2 separate regions of the Homo sapiens genome follow, and region 1 is linked to region 2. The links are chromatin loops, found by intact Hi-C in ENCODE. Cell type or tissue: IMR-90. All regions are shown on one strand. Each heading gives the region's core, and the rest is flanking DNA. Links, peaks and the distances in the headings are about the cores only. Region 1 holds the start of LOC124900742 (a long non-coding RNA gene). Region 2 overlaps NFKB1-AS1 (NFKB1 antisense RNA 1).

Region 1 (8,341 bases), core at 113-8,112, 110 kb before region 2:
TTCAAACTGACAGAACCCTACTGGAATAAATCTGCAGAAACACTAAGTGATCAATCAGTCTAAAACTGTGATAATTAGCCTGCATTTCAAAGCTCTCCTAGGTCAATCAGGAATTGGAAGGGTATTCCACAACACATGATGAACAAACTGTGACATACAACAGGAGACACGCCAGTCTTTCAAGAGGATGTTGAAACAAGTTCATATAAAGCACACTTTAATTTTTCAAATCAATTTAAGCTTCTTCCTTCAATCTAGAGTCTTTTTTTTTTCTAACATCAAAAGAATCCGATTTTAGTGACTTAAAAGAAAGCTCTCTCTCTAGGTTTTTCACACTTAAATATTTTCACAGTCAAACAAAGAAATACCTAGGAACATGAAAGCACAACCTCCAAAATAATAACCAATTTGAAACTTGATCGGAATTCAAAGCCTGAAATGCAACCATCAGCTTAATTATAGTTGATTTAAACAATTCCTTTCTTTTGAGTGAATAAGCCAGATTAACTGGGATTTCAGCATAAACTATTTAAACCAGGATTAGAAAACCCTGAAAAATGTTTTTAAAAATTAAACAAAATTAAAAATTTCTTCTTTTGCATTTAAGGACTTCCAAAGAAAGACTTAAAACAACAATTTTTAGAATTATTGATTGCACATATCAGTTTGTATTGTGTGCTACACTATTATTCTGTGTGCCATTTTAGTGTATTAGGAAGATGAAAATACAAGTTTTTTAGCACAATAAATATGTCTTATTTAAAAGCTTAATTCTTTTGGATTGAAATTACTTCTATAAAACTTCATTCATTAAAAATTGCTTGTTTTATTTGATCAACCCTTAAATGAATACGTCATTTTTTATTTACATTTCAAGCCTAATGAATGCCAAAATAAATTTGCATTCCTTGGCTTCTTATCTGTGCATTACTTTCTAAGCAGCAGAGAGCTGAAATGATATTTATGCATTCACTTAAAGCCCTACATATTCACACCATAAATCCACTGAAGAAATCATCAAGAATGTAAAAATATACATAAAGTGATGATTTCTGCTATAGTTATGTTTCTTTAAATTTGTCCTTATTTTTATTTCTAGGAGAAAAAAAATTAATAGTGGCACAAATACCTTGTAGGTCAAGTGACCACATATAAGTGATCATCCAAATTGGGCCACCTTTAAGAGTAGAAGAGGGTGCTATAAACAATTAGGTCAGGGGCAAACCGGGCTGTCTCAAGCAAATCCAGACATGTGGTCACCTTACTTCCTGGAGTCCAAATGAAAGCACAAGTTTACACAGTTTTTTGAGGTCATCTGAGGGTCTCAGAAAGGTCCCTAATGAAAGGGGCCTGTTCATTCTAAGTTCCTGCATCCCATATTCTATCTGTTCCTACCTTCCACAGCATCATATACCCCTACTTACCCGACCACCATGTCCTTGGGTCCAGCAGTTACAGTGCAGATCCCATCCTCACAGTGTTTTCCCACCAGGCTGTGGGCATGCAGGTGGATATTTTTTCCATTTGTGACCAACTGAACAATAACCTTTGCTGGTCCCACATAGTTGCAGATCTATATAAGAAGCACATTCCAAAAGTTAGCATATCTGACTCTCCAGCAACATGGAAACATGTTTATGATAAGCCAGTAAGTATAAAAAGTACAATATAAAGTTATTCATATATGTATATACATGATTACAGCCCTGTTTTTAAAAGTATGTGATGAACAAATGACAGGGTGGAAGTAAATGAAAATGTTAATGGTGGTTGTTTTGTGTAGTGGGAAGATACACTCCAAGAAGCAGGCCACTTAAAACACAATATGTATTGTGAAAGTTGGAGCAACACATCTTAGAGGATGCTGTGTTGTCATGAAGCCTCCTTTCCTATTAACCAAGAACATGCCTTCCTCTGCATCCTCATCAAAATTCTTGGTCACAAAAGCTGGGTAAATGATTGATGAGAAAGAAACTGGTGGTTGATGGAAATCAAAGGAAGAAGGCAGGTAAGCAGAAACAGTCCATCCTAACTCTGTGCCATGTGATTAGACAGGAGAATCTTGCCAGGGACCTGGTTCTGAAGTTTGGCTATAAACACTCAAGCCTGAGGACTTGGCCTCCAGTCATCTCTTAGAAAACCTGAGCCTTCAGTAGCCCTCTCTGACTTCTGATAATTGAGTTACATATGCTCAGGTCATAGTAAGTTTCTTCAATTCAAAAAAGTGTACTCCTTAAGTACAAATCCTTAGATTTCACCCCTGTTTGCTGTTGCTTGATAAAATTAGAGTTTTCTATTTAAAGTAATTTATTTCTTATTGGTATGTCTTTAAAATGATGACAATAGCAATAAAAAGGAAATAGCATGGAGATAATGACATTTTTAGCAAAAAACACTTAGATATCCTCTTTCTTCTTCTTAGTCACCTAGCCCCTGTAGTAGACTGGATTCCTTCCTTGAGAAAGTGCCAAGACTAAAGTCACACTAACATAACAGAAAAGACCTTATTTTAACCCTCTTAAATCCTATCAAGTCAGAGCCCTGTGATAAATTCAGCTAAATACTTGGAAATGCACTATAATCTCCTCACAAGATGAACTACTATCCTGGTTTGCCTAGGACTGAGGGGTTTTCTGGGACACAGGGTTTTTGGAGCCAAAACCTAGATTAGTTGGTCACCCTATCTCCTTAGCTCATACTGTACTTTTTGAAGAACTGAATAACCTAAGCCCCAAATCTCTCAACTACGCAGTAATTCAAAATGCATAAATCTGTACAAGCAGCCCACAGCTTGAAAGAAAGAGAGACAGAGAGAAAAAGAAAGGTAGAAAAGGAAGGAGGAAAGGGAGGAAGGAACGATGGGACGGAGGGAGGGAGGGAGAGAGGGAGGGAGGATGGGAATCACACCTAAAGATAACTCTTTGATGGAAGTCCTAATGATATAAACTTGAGGAAGACCCTAAACCTGCCAATAATACTTGGAAAGAGACAGAATCCTTTTCGACTAGCCTACTTCTACTATAAACTTCATTAAATGGATTCATATTTTATTGAAGCAGGGTTTTGGTACAATTTTCTTAGTAGGGACTTTTTCCCAACCCAATATTTCATCCAAGAGTCGAAAAGCTGATCAGAGTTGGCATTATTCCCCAGAGGGTTTGCAGGGAGAGAAGTTTCACTCGTCAACAAAGGACAGACTCCCCTACAGTCAACTGTGCAGCTCCACCTCAAGGCCTGTATGCATGCACTTGGCTAGAACTGCTGCAAAGGTTTGCTTCTAAACCTTCTAACCTCCTTCTCAAAGAGCAGGGTCCCCAGAGCAAGCCAATCACGAAGAGGGTTGCTAATTAAATTTGATCTTGACCACCTCAAAGCACAAAAAATTTCTTAAACAGGTATAACATTTAAAAAAAAAAAAACTCTGGGTATAAAGCTAATTATGAACTCAGTGCTTTCCCTTTAACAAGGAGAAAGTCTTTGCCCTTAAATGTGGGATGGGGTATGAGAAGTTCTGGGTTTTCTCCAAAGCTGACTGCTGTCCCTAGATACTCTCTATAGATTGCTGATGCCAGTTGTGTTTCTTGGTGTTGACATCTGAAATCAGTCTTTGTTATGATGATATATCCCACAGGGGCTTCTTCAGCAATAAATCAAGAGTGAAAGAACACGAAATAAACCATGTAATTACACTTTTAAGTGACACCAGCACAGGAATGCAAGAGAGCAAGGCATGAGGTAATGCTTCATTTGGGTGAAATCAGCTAGGCTTTCCAATTTAATAGGACACCAGAAGGAATCCATAATTAAAGCCCAATCACGTCAGATAACTGGGCTCTTCAATGTTACCATTATGAGGCAATTAGTCTCTGGTACTGAAGGAAAGAGGTCCGAGGTATCCTCAAAAAGTACTCATGTATTTTTCATATTACTACTTCATGGCTGAAGGGTGGCAAGAATGAGGAACTGGGTAATTCCTGAGGTAAAGGAGCTGAACATGCTGCCAGTGACTCATGTGCTGTTGGATCCATTTGAAAGAGTCCAAGTCAGCATCGCATCATCTGGTTTTCACAGAGACCACAGGGCAACAGACAGGGAGCCCCCTGGGTTTTGTGGACTTTCCAAAATACTGATGAAAGAAGAAAGCTGAAGTGTGAGAAGACAGTGATACTATTTGCAAGTTATATGGTACATGAAGACACTGGCACTCTAACATGGGGGAGACCATACTTCATAGGATGTCATGATGACGGAGAACTGTTTGCAATCGATTCAGAAATTCATTTGCTCTACGGAGAACTTAGTTCTTTTTATTCAGTCTCCCTTTTACTTCTTTGAATAGTGGTTCCTTTGAAAATTAAGTTTATAGAGAGCAACTGTGTCTGTTAGGTTTTTTTCAAAGCGTCTGAACATTGCAGGCTCTTATTAAGAGTTAAGCTTTCGGGCCGGGCGTGGTGGCTCATGCCTGTAATCCCAGCACTTTGGGAGGCCGAGACGGGTAGATCACCTGAGGTCAGGAGTTTGAGACCAGCCTGGCCAACATGGTGAAGCCCTGTCTTTACTAAAAATACAAAATATTAGCCGGGCATGGTGGTGTGCACCTGTAATCCCAGCTATTCGGCAGGCGGCAGGAGAATCACTTGAACCCAGGAGGTGGAGGTTGCAGTGAGCCAAGATCAAGACACTGCCCCTCCAGCCTGGGTGACAGAGCAAGACTCCGTTTAAAAAAAAAAAAAAAAAAAAGAGTTAAGCTTTCAGTTAAAGTCAAGGAGACAAAGGTGACAAAACTGAGTACTCAGCTACCCAGGGACACTGTAAGAGCATGGACTTTAGGCGCAAACCAGCTGGGCTTGAAGATAGTTCCCCATTTCCTGGTTGTGTGACTTTGGGCACTGCTCAGTTTCCCCATCTGTAAAAGGGAGATGATGATAATAGTATCTCAAAGGGTTGTTGTGAGGACTAAATACATTAATGCATGTAAAGCCTTTACAACAATGCTCAACAAATAATAGTAGTTTAAAAGCATTAACTTGTCTTATTTATTAATTTATTACTGTAAAGTACTCTTCCACCTAGAGAACTTTAAACAATATGACCATCCTGAAAGTTTTTTTTTTAAGTACTATCTAAAAGCAGGTGGCTGGAATAAACGACTGATTTAGGTCACTTCTATTTCCAGGGTAAATATTTTTTTGCATGCCATATTTTATTGGGCTTTGCTAATTTTCCAGTAGTAATTATGTTATTATAGTAACAGCTATCATTCTTGGAGACACCCAGGACTTCTTGGCATTCTTGATGAAACTTAAGATTTTCTTCCAGGAGCTTTATGACTCAATACCTACTGATGACCACATGCTGGATCTGCTTTTTGAATAAGATGTAGAAACCATGGGTCTCAGATCATACCAATCTTAGTCAAATTACCTCTTTTTATTTAAAACAATTTTGTCACGTTGGGGTAAAGTACATGCTGGTTCTTCAAAGGTGGTTACAGGATGTAGTCTATAATTTTCTAGGAATCAGGATTTGAAATGTCCACTTTGCTCTTTGGGTAAATTCAGCCAAATCACTTTGGCAGAATGTAGAGTTAACATGAATGTAAGAGGTGATACATGAAGTAGTTCTTTTCTGCTTAGCTTTGCTTGTGAAGTGATTGATGATGATGATGATGACAATGGTAATGAAGAAGAGGAGGGGAAAATACACAATTTTCAAACGGAAATCTGTCCTGACTTCACGTGTGCACCTCACTTTGTCCTCTACTGCACTAAGCAGCAGAACAATGTGGTAAAGTCTAGGAAGTCTGAAGCCAGGCTGCCCGGCTCAAGACCGACTGTTACCACTTAGCTGTGTCAACGGGGAAAGATGGTTAACATCTCTGGATTTCAGTTTCTCTGTCTTTAAAGTTAAAAGGAATAATACACTTGATTTCATAGGACTTTTTTTTAGGATTAAATGAGTTAATGCAGTGCTTGGCACTTAATGGGATTAGCAATCCCAAATATAAATCCTCTCTCCCACCTAGGTAATACCTCACTAATAACCAACATTTCTCTATTTATTCAGCGAGTATTTAAAGCCCGTCCTATGTTCCACACACTGCAGTAAACTAGGGGATGAAGCGATGCATGGTGAATGCAGAACAGACACAATCTCTGTTCTTGTGGAGAATTAAAGAGTGGGACTGACACTAATCAAATAATCTCACAAATAAATGTAAAAGTGTAACTGAGAAGAGCTTACAAAGGAGATATATAAGAAGCACTTGACTGGGTCAGGAGGTCAGGGAAAGCTTCCTGAGGGAGTACTGAGGGTGGAGATCTGAAAGAAGGCTAGGAGTATAACCAGGCAAGGGGGTGGGTGAGGCCAAAGGGTTTAGAGGGTCTTGCTGGCAGGAAAAACAGCACATGCAAAGAAAGGCTCTGTGCTCAGAGTCCTACTCAGGACCTCCTTGGACCTACCCATTATCACGTCTCAGGATTTTCTTCAAGCTGACAACTCCCAGGTTGTTCCTCCACTTCCCTATTGAGAAGCACCCATTCTTCAAGAGGAAGACCTGAACCTGAATCTTCCATGACACCCTCCTCACCACTTTAGCCCACAAGGCTCCACTACTGCCTCCTTTTTCTGAAATGTGATTGGAAGGGACAGGCAGGAAAACCATATGCAACCTAGCGCAATATGAAGACAGGGTTCAGTAACTAAATGATTACTGTCAAATTTCTCTTGCTTGTTAAACTCCCAGAGCCTATACAGCTATACTTTCTAACTTACTGTGTTTTATGGAACATGCTAACTCAGATAATCCCCACAACAGCCCTGTGGGGTCAGAGGTTGTACCCCATTTCACAGCTGGAGGAACTGAGGCTCAGTAAGATAAGGTAGGTTGCCATGGTTCCTATAAATGGAGCGATCAGGCAATCCTTGAGCTTGGGTCTGTCCACCTCAACAAACTATTCACATTTCCCATTGCTCTGTGCTACCATGTGACATGATCATTTTTTCTTCTGTGTGTGTGCAGTCTCCTCAGTGTTTCATAGTTCTACTTTGCCTAGAGAGTGTTGATAGATGACAGTTATTCCTAAACACCTTGTTTGTTTGGCTTTGCTGGTATGTGTTGTGAGAAGAGAGGTCTCAGGAATGGCTATAAGAAGTGGTAGAGGTGTATCTGTCCCCTTGCAAGGCTCCTTCACAGAGTCATGCCACAGACATGAAACCATGCATTCATTCTTTTCTGTGAGGTTGCAAGTCAGATTATCAGGCACACACACACACACAAAAAAAAAAAAAAAAAGGAAAGAAAGAAAGAGAATAACGCTATTTTAATAATATTTCTTCTCTCAGGGATGAAAAACAGTCAGGCTTTATTGTTTATTACTTGTTGAGCAACCAGGGCAACCAGGAAGGACAGAATGACCTTTACCAAATAAGATAGTACAGAATTATGTCCAACACAGTTTCTGGCATAAAAAGATGCTTAGTAAAGTTAGTCTCTTCTTTCTCTGTCAGGCAGGAGATTTCAAGTTGATCTAGTCAGTGATCCAATCCCAGCTTTTCCCCCTCCTAGCTCTGTGGCCTTACACAGATTAAATAACCTCTCTGAGTCTTAAGCTCTACATCTACACAATGGGCCAATCACATGACTTCAGAGGGCTGCCGTGGGGACTACGCAGTCCCTGGTACATGGTAGGTACTATTAAAGTGCCAGTTTCTTTCCTTCTCTATTATTTGTAAAGACCCTTGGGCCTCCGAAAGTCCCTGTGAGGGAGGCAGAGTTGACTCTATTACCCCTATTTTGTAGATAAGAAAACAGAAGTTCAAACAGATTAACAAAGTGACATAACCCAAAGTCATACAGCCAAGACACAGAGGACTCTGGAATTCATTATGAGTCTTCTGAATATAAATGTGGTATTCTCAGTAAGGTAGGGGATGGCATGAAAAAAATCCTCTTTGACCCACTATTAATGGCATGTTTTTTTGTTTTTCTTTTCCTGGTAGTACTCATGGAGTTGCATTGATTCACTGACATTCTTTCACCTTGTTTAGTGCCCTTTTTGAATGACCAACAGCATATATGGCTCATGATATCAGGCTGGGATTAGAAGAGCAAACTGCCATTTGACATAATAAATAAGCTAAGAAGTTCTCGTGAATTACACAGAGACGATGAATAAAATCTCTATGTATAACTTTGCTCTGAAAGTTTTATCTTTTCCCTCATACTTTGACCCACGGTTTCCTTTTTTATTTTAACTTTCAGTTTTACTACATCAGATATAGCTGCTTACAAATCATGCTTCTTTCGAGAAAGAAGTAACACACTATTGCTAATTCCAAG
Region 2 (8,341 bases), core at 78-8,077:
GAAACTTAATTTTCAATGTATAATTTTCTATATTTATATATATTTTTTCTTTGAAAATTACTCTGTTTCAGTTATTCTATTATAAGCAACAGAAAAGAGACTAAGATATGCTGCATTCGAGTTTGTGACTAAAATTTAAACTCACTCTACTTCCTATTAACATTTGTGGGATGTGGTCAAAGGAGCTTGGGAAAGCAGAACTTTACTTTAACTCCAATTCCCCACCCCCAGCATTTCAGTCTTTGTCATGTAACAGGGCTTATGGAGCTGGTATAATATTTATTTTTAAAAGAAATATATCAATTTCATATCAAGTTTTTTTGGCTTTTGCATTCAGTTTAATAACTGTATTATAATATTTACAATATAATCTTGCTCTTCTGGCTATTCTAGCTCCTTTTCTTCCCAGGGCCTAGGAGAACTTTCCTTTTACTGACGTAAAACTTTATGGTCTAAACTGACTTACATGACTGTTCATTGTCTTGCTACAAAATCTTATATTTGGATGCAACTGTTGGTGATACCCCAGTTCTTCTTTTTCTTCTTCTTCTTTTTTATTTTGAGACAGGGTCTCGGTTTGTTGCTCAGGCTGTAGTGCAGCGGCCCCATCATGGCTCACTGTAGCCTCAACCTCCTGGGGGCAAGTGATCCTCCTGCCTCAGCCCCTCCCTGCTCCCCTTCCTGAAGTAGCTTAGACTACAGACATATGCATCACCATGCCTGGCTAATTTTTGTTTTGTCTTAGAGATAGGGTTTTGCCATGTTGGCCAGGCTGATCTTGAATTCCTGGGGCCAAACAATCTGCCCAGCTAGGCCTCCTAAAGCGATGGGATTACAAGCATGCACCACCATGACCTTTCCAGTTCTTTTTGCATTTATTTTGTAACCCAGGCAAGTAATTACTTAGGGAAGACTAAGTGAAAGTCATGTGTCTCAAAAAAGAATGAGGAAAACACATTGATAATTTAAAAATGCAATTGCCTGCTTACATAAATTATATATTGAAGTCTATGAATACATTTCCTCCCAAGTATATGTATTTTTATGTCCAACTTTTGGGCTCCCTCCCTCACTTGTGGTCTGAATTGTGGTGGAGGGTATTAGATACCTATTTTTATGTGTTTGAGGAATGTGTAAGTGTTCAGTGCCTACATTTTGAAGATAAGTGAAATTAATCGATTTACCAAATAGATGATGAGTTGAAGTATGTTTCCATCTTCTTCAGGACTGCCTGTATGGCTCAGGATGTGGAAGAAATTGCTAAATAGTCTATCCATCTCCCTTGACACCATCTTTAGTGAAAATTCCACCCCAAATTTGGCATAAAGTCTTCTGAGTTACAGAACTATTGCCAGTTTAAAAAAAATGACATTCATAGGTATTTTAATGGAAAGTTGGAGAGAAGCAACTTAGGCAAATCTAACCTGCTTCCTAAAAAGTCCCTAAAAAAAAAATCTCTCTTTAATTTCCTATTGTTACCAAATGTATTTTTCTCCCCTTGATTTCTAATAACTGACATAAGCAGGTTTTGCTTGCACTTCATGTTGCCACAAAATTGTATTATTCCATTTTTTTCTCTTGCTTTTCCAAATATTTGTGCCACCCTAAGCATTTTCTCCTTTTTCCAAGCTATACAGATTCATAGATATTGGTATCTTTTCTTAAGCCCGCTGTAGTTAAACCTGCATCATATTGAGCCAGATAGAATCTCATGAAACAGTCATATCAAACAATGAAACATATGGCTATATGCAATTCATAGTTTATTCTTATTTTTAGCAATATAGACTTTTTTTGCCTAAAAAGAAGGAAGACATCAAAAGCAAATATTTAAAAATTCTTATGTAAAGTATACATAGTAATCATCTATATGGATGTAGCAAATAACATTCTTAAAATTACAAATGTTTTTGATTGAATTCTTTAAATTTTCCCATCTGTCATATAAAAATGTTGGATTATATTATCTCTATGTACCTTTTCTAGCTCTAAATTTCCCATTTGAAACCTTAGTATTAGTAGAATTTGGTGGATTTTTTGAAAGCGGTTTGGGTCACAACATTACACATATTCTTTCCTAGGAAAGAATATGTGACAATTAACAAGTCTATTCTTCAGAATTTTGAATCATACCAAGCCACACATGATTCATTGTTCATCTTTTAGTTTACTGTAGATGAAGAATTCACAAGATTTTAAAAAAATGAATACATTATCCCAGAATAAATTTTGGTTTCTGAAGTTTTGATATCTGTTCTAATAATGAAAATAGTACACTGATCATGAGGTAGAATTTTATAGAAAAGGATAGTAGGGCTTTTAATGTATATATTCTCAAGTCTTAAAAGTGTATCTCAACAGGATAAATGCAGATCAACTTTTTAAAAAAAACTAAAAAAGAGTTTCTTTTATCTAATGTGTCCTAATTCATAATTTAAAAATAGTGATGCATATGTTGAATATCTTTCTAAGTAGGAATATAGGTAAAGAGACTGATTGATGATAAGGCGGGAAGCCTTTAAAACTGAACACTGAGCGGGGCTGTGGCAACTAGAATAATCACATTCATTGTGATTCTTATTCTTAGACTGAACTCTTAGAAAGGGCACTTCATTCCTGATTATCTGGCTGCCAGGTTCATCTGCTATGATTTCCGAGACATTTATGGCTGTTATATTTGTAATGATTTTCCTATGACAAAAGTATGAGAAGCAAAAATTGCACTGCTATTGGTTAGTGAAATAACAGCTGCCCCTGAGCAAATCTTTCTCAGCAGTGGGAATGGGTTAAAAAATGGAAATAGGACGGGCGTGGTGGCTCACGCCTGTAATCCCAGCACTTTGGGAGGCCGAGGTGGGCGGATCACGAGGTCAGGAGATCAAGACCATCCCGGCTAAAACGGTGAAACCCCGTCTCTATTAAAAATACAAAAAATTAGCCGGGCGTAGTGGTGGGCGCCTGTAGTCCCAGCTACTCGGGAGGCTGAGGCAGGAGAATGGCGTGAACCCGGGAGGCGGAGCCTGCAGTGAGCAGAGATTGTGCGGCTGCACTCCAGCCTGGGTGACAGAGCGAGACTCTGTCTCAGAAAAAAAAAAAAAAAAAGAAAGAAAGAAATATTTACTGAGTTTTCATACTCTGTAGTTGGCACCATACCAAACCCTTAGCAAATATAATGATGTGTGAAGGAAATTGTTTATAGAGACAGTTCTGGAACTACACTTTAGTCATATGCCTCTCAGTTAAAATCCAGGCTCTCCTTTGTCTTTCTCACTCTGTTCTTTGAAGATGCAGATAAGTTCTGTATATTCCCACTACTGAAGATTTTTTTTAAAAACTTTTATTTTAGGTTCAGGGGTACATGTGCAAGTTTCTTTTATAGATAAATTATGTGTCACAGGAGTTTGGTGTACAGATTATTTCATCACCCAGGTAATAAACATAGTACCTGATCCTTACCCTCCTCCCATCCTCCACCCTCAAGTAGGCCCCAGTGTCTATTGTTCCTTTCTTTGTGTCTATATTTAATCAACACTTAATTCCCACTTATAAGTGAGAACATGTGGTATTTGGTTTTCTGTTCCTGTGTTAGTTTGCTTAGGATACTGGCTTCCAGCTCCATCTAAGTTGCTGCAAAGGACATGGTCACGTTCTTTTTTATGGCTCTATAGTACTCCATAGTGTATATGTAGTACATTTTCTTTATGCAATCCACCGTTGATGGGCACTTAGGTTGATTCCATGTTTTTGCCCTTGTGAATAGTGCTATGAAGAACATATGCGTGCATGTGTCTTCATGGTAGAACAATTTATTTAACATATTCCTTTGGGTATATACTCAATAATGGGATTGCTGGGTCGAATGGCAATTCTGTTTTAAGTTATTTGAGAAATCGTCAAACTGCTTTCCACAATGTCCAAACTAATTTACATTCCCACCAAGAGTGTATAAACATTCCCTTTTCCCTGCAACCTCACTAGCATCTGTTATTTTTTGACTTTTTATCAATAGCCATTCTGACTGGTGTGTGATGGTATCTCATTGTGGTTTTGATTTGCATTTCTGTAATGATAAGTGATGTTGAGCATTTTTTCATATCCTTGTTGATCACAAGTATGTCTTTCGAAGTGTCTGTTCATGTCCTTTACCCACGTTTTAAAATGGAGTTGTTTGGTTTTTTTGCTTAAATTCCTTATAGATTCTGGATATTAGACCTTTTTCAGATGCATAGTTTGCAAATATTTTATCCCATTCCGTAGGTTGTCTGTTTATTCTGTTGATAGTTTCTTTTGCTGTTCAGAAGCACTTTATTTTAATTAGGTCCCATTTGTCAATTTTTGTTTTTGTTGCAATTGCTTTGGCGTCTTCATCATGAAATCTTTGCCGGATCCTATATCCGGAATAGTATTTCCTAGGTTATCTTCCAGGGTTTTTGTAGTTTTAGGTTTTTTAAGTCTTTAAATCCACCTTGAGTTAATTTTTGTATATGGCTACCCAAGATTTTAAGATTTAATAGAACACCAATGACACCAGATTTATTTTGCTTTCAAGTATAATATTGTGTTATAATATTGTCCCAATGCCTTTTTAATCCGAACAGACTCCTGCCACCTTATGCTTGTCACCAACCCTTCTCCTCCAAATCTGATACACCAGACTTTCTGAGAACCTGTGCTTTAATGAGTAAACTCACACAGCTGCAACAAATGCTGCCACCTCCTGGCATCTTTTAAAAAGGTAAAATCTGGTAAGCAAAGACTTGGTTCAGATGCTCTTTGTGAATATACATGGCCCTTCATGTACTTATTCTCCCTTCTTGCTGAGAGTTATCCATTTTTGGGGAAGCAAAATAATCTTGAGTAGGTCATCTGTTCTCTTAGTATGTCTAACCTGTTAGGATTTTGAAACTTTCTGGTGATTCTGTTTTGCCATTTAATATGCAGCAGGGCGGTAGTTCATGCTCATGAGGAAAAAAAAAGATGAACTCTTTGATGAGTATAAGTTTTTCTACTATCTGTACTATACATACAAATTTGAGGCAGAAGCCATGACATTCACCTGGAGAACTTGGCCACACTAAGCCAAAATTAAATGAAACATTTCTTGCCACTTTCCTATTTGCTTTAATTTTAATTGAAATGACCCAGTAACATTTGCAATAAGGTAGCTAGCTGCTGGTAAACTATGCCATGCATATGAAAACCTTTAAAATTTTATTACTAGTTCATATAAAATAGAGCAATGCTAATTCACTGGATTAAATTGCCAATTATTTTTAAAGTGTAAACAGGCCAGGCGCGGTGGCTCACGCCTGTAATCCCAGCACTTTGGGAGGCCAAGGCAGGTGGATCACGAGGTCAGGAGTTCAAGACCAGCCTGGCCAAGATGGCGAAACCCTGTCTCTACTAAAAATACAAAAATTAGCCGGGCGCGGTGGCAGGTGCCTGTAATCCCAGCTACTTGGGAGGCTGAAGCAGGAGAATTACTTGAACCTGGGCGGTGGAGGTTGCAGTGAGCCGAGATTACACCACTACACTCCAGCCTGGGCAGTAGAGTGAGATTTCATCTAAAAAAAAAAAAGTGTAAACAATCTGAATTGAGGCATTCTTAAAAATGTTACATCAAGAAAAACTTAACACGAGAAGCATGATTGATACATTTTGAATTGTGAATGACAAAAGTTCTTGTAAGCCCTGTGCTTATTACTTGCTTGAAAGAACAGTCGAAAGTAGATTGATCAAGGGTAGTTTTTTTTTTTTTTTTTTTTTTTTTTTTTTAAGACAGGGTCTCACTCTGTCATCCAGGCTGGAGTGCAGTGGCGCAATCTCAGCTCACTGCAACCTCCACCTTCTGGGCTCCAGTGATCCTCCCACCTCAGCCTCTTGAGTAGCTGGGACCACGGGAGCATGGCACCATGCCTGGCTAATTTTTGTATTTTTTTGTAGATATGGGGTTTTACCATGTTGTCCAGGCTGGACTCGAACTCCTTAGCTCAAGCGATCTGCTTACCTCAGCCTCCCAAGTGTACTTTTTGCTTTAGTTACTGTTGAATGTTTAGTACCCGCCATAAGGCCTAGCATATAGTAAGCTCAATGATGTTGATTGAATGAACAATTAATTCCTAACTCTTCTTCACATTAATTTATGAAATGGTGTTTAAACTTAACAGTGGATATAACCTTTACAATAAGCAAATGTGTTTTTGCTGGTCAAAGTGTGGTTCAGGGGTCAGCAGCATTGGCATCACCAAGGAGCTTGTGAGATTTACTGAATCTCAGGCTCTACCCCAGAAGTACTGAATCAGAATCTGCATTTTAATAAGATCCCCAGGTGATTCATATGCACGTTAGAGTCTCGGAAGCATGGCTTTAAAGGACATAAGCTGCCATTGTTATTTCCATTTTCCATGTAGCTATAGAATTTATTGTCCCATAGATTTCTGTTTTCCTAAATAAAATTATTCTGTGACCAGACTTCTCACTACTTTCTGACTGAGTCTATGCAAAATAAATTTTTCACATCTTTGTTTCCTTCTTTCTTTTCTAAGGTTGCTCAGGCTTAGAAACTGTGTGAATTCCTACTCCTGAGCTGTGAATCAGGGGGCTTTTTTTTTTTTGGAGACGGAGTTTTTGCTCTTGTTGCACAGGGTGGAGTGCAATGGTGTGGTCTCAGCTCACTGCAACCTCCGCCTCCTGGGTTCAAACAACTCTCCTGTCTCAGCCTCCTGAGTAGCTGGGATTACAGGCGCCTGCCACCACACCTGGCTAATTTTTTGTGTTTTTAGTAGAGATGGGGTTTCATCATGTTGGCCAGGCTGGACTTGAACTCCTGACCTCAGGTGATCCACCCGCTTCGGCCTCACAAATGGCATGGTGGCTCACGCCTGTAATCAGAGGGCTTTTTATAAAGGAAACTCCCTTCTAGGGGTCCTTGATTAAAAACTTTTTAAATGATTGAACCAGTGGTTGGCTATGAAGACATTGCTGCTTATACAGTTTTCTTCTTTAAAAGTGTGTTTGTCGCGGTGCAGACTCAGCACTTAAGGGAAGACTTCCTGCCACAAAATATTTGTAACTGCTCCTGAAAGAGAAAGCAATTATCACAGTTCAGTTAGGTCTTAAAACAAAACAAAAACAAACGTTTTACTGAGATCACCCATGTGTAAATTTATGAAGGGGTTGGATCACTTGTTAATTTTATTTTTATCTGCTTTTCACTTAATTGTTGTTAACTCAACAGCATATTTTTTATTAGAACATTTTGGCTATTTTTAACGTGCCGAAAGTTATTAAGATTTTTAGTACAGAAAAGCACTTACTGTGGTTGTTAATTATTCTACTCATCGTAATGAGATGCTTACCTAAAGTAGGTATCTTCAAAGTCAACTCTCGCATCCAAAGCACTGGGCTTGTGCAGCGTGTGTACCAGCTGCGGGGGAACTGCAGGTATGCCTGGGATCAGATGATTCTTTGCCTGAGGAGAGGTCCATATATAGGCCTTGAGGCTAATGGCAAGAGAAAGAAAATGCATTTGGAAAAAATAAACTGCCACCACAGGTGCAAGCCTCCATCTTGATACTTTTCACTCTTTGTAGAAATTGTTTGCTAGAAGGTTGTAAAAAGTCACGGAAAAAGCCTGGGAGTTTGGACTCAGACAGATTCAGGTTCTGTGACATCATGAGTACTCTCAGAACGCCATTCTTTTTTTTTTTTTTTTTTTTTTTTTTTTAGTAGTAAGAGTTTTGAGCCTTGGTATATTTATTATCTTGTGGTTATTATTTTGTGGTATATTTATTTACTGGTTTATTATTTTCTTTTCTTATGAAAATATAACTAGTGAGGACAAGTGACTTTTTGGTTTATATGCCTGTGTCTAGCATACTGCCTTGCATGTACTAAGTGGTCACTGTAGATGACTGCATAAATGAACTGGTGTTTAGGTGTGTACTAATAGTTCAGGCACTACATGTTAATTCATTCTCATGGTATCCTTGTAATGTAACAATAATTAACACTTACTGTTACAGACAATGTTCTAGATTCTCAGTGCTTTACATTTATTAACTCATCTGATGGTTTTAACAACCATTTGATGCTTGAAAGTAGGTATTAGTGTTATAATTTTCATTTGCTGATGAGGAAACTGAGGAACAAAAAGGTGAAGTAAGTTGCCCAAGTTAACACCCATAGACAAGTAAGCTAGATTTTGAACCAGGTGGTTTGGCTTCAATATCTATGTCCTTAACCACCCATATAGAGTGGTTCATCAGTGTTCCCTTTTGTGGGTAAGGAAGTCAAGGTTTAAATAATTCTCCATAATCACACTTTTGAAAGTTGGCAAAGC

Evidence for each region. Hi-C counts contacts between places; a loop is a spot of excess contacts. Peaks named below come from ENCODE experiments on the same cell type or tissue, not always from the same donor. Only the 100,000 strongest peaks of a DNase experiment are listed, where the experiment ranks them.
Region 1: a loop joins it to region 2, with 2.6 times the contacts of the local background. A loop is called at or near these places in 3 of 110 quality-filtered maps.

The regions. Positions count from the first base shown.
Region 1 is chr4:102,560,219-102,568,559 of GRCh38, reverse strand. It overlaps NFKB1 (nuclear factor kappa B subunit 1), which reads right to left. Exons shown (of 24, transcript NM_003998.4): 6 at 1,425-1,573. It overlaps LOC124900742 (a long non-coding RNA gene), which reads left to right and starts at 1,890. Exons shown (of 3, transcript XR_007058206.1): 1 at 1,890-2,008; 2 at 3,632-3,735; 3 at 8,002-8,089. In IMR-90, for the core only: no CTCF peak of the experiment used is centred there; a DNase peak (open chromatin) is centred at 4,029.
Region 2 is chr4:102,446,325-102,454,665 of GRCh38, reverse strand. It overlaps NFKB1-AS1 (NFKB1 antisense RNA 1), which reads left to right. Exons shown (of 5, transcript NR_136202.1): 2 at 4,599-4,735. Among named protein-coding and RNA genes, the nearest start is that of NFKB1, 51 kb to the left of the region's middle. RefSeq lists an enhancer at 7,115-7,194. In IMR-90, for the core only: a CTCF peak has its summit at 4,720 (motif pointing left); a DNase peak (open chromatin) is centred at 4,695.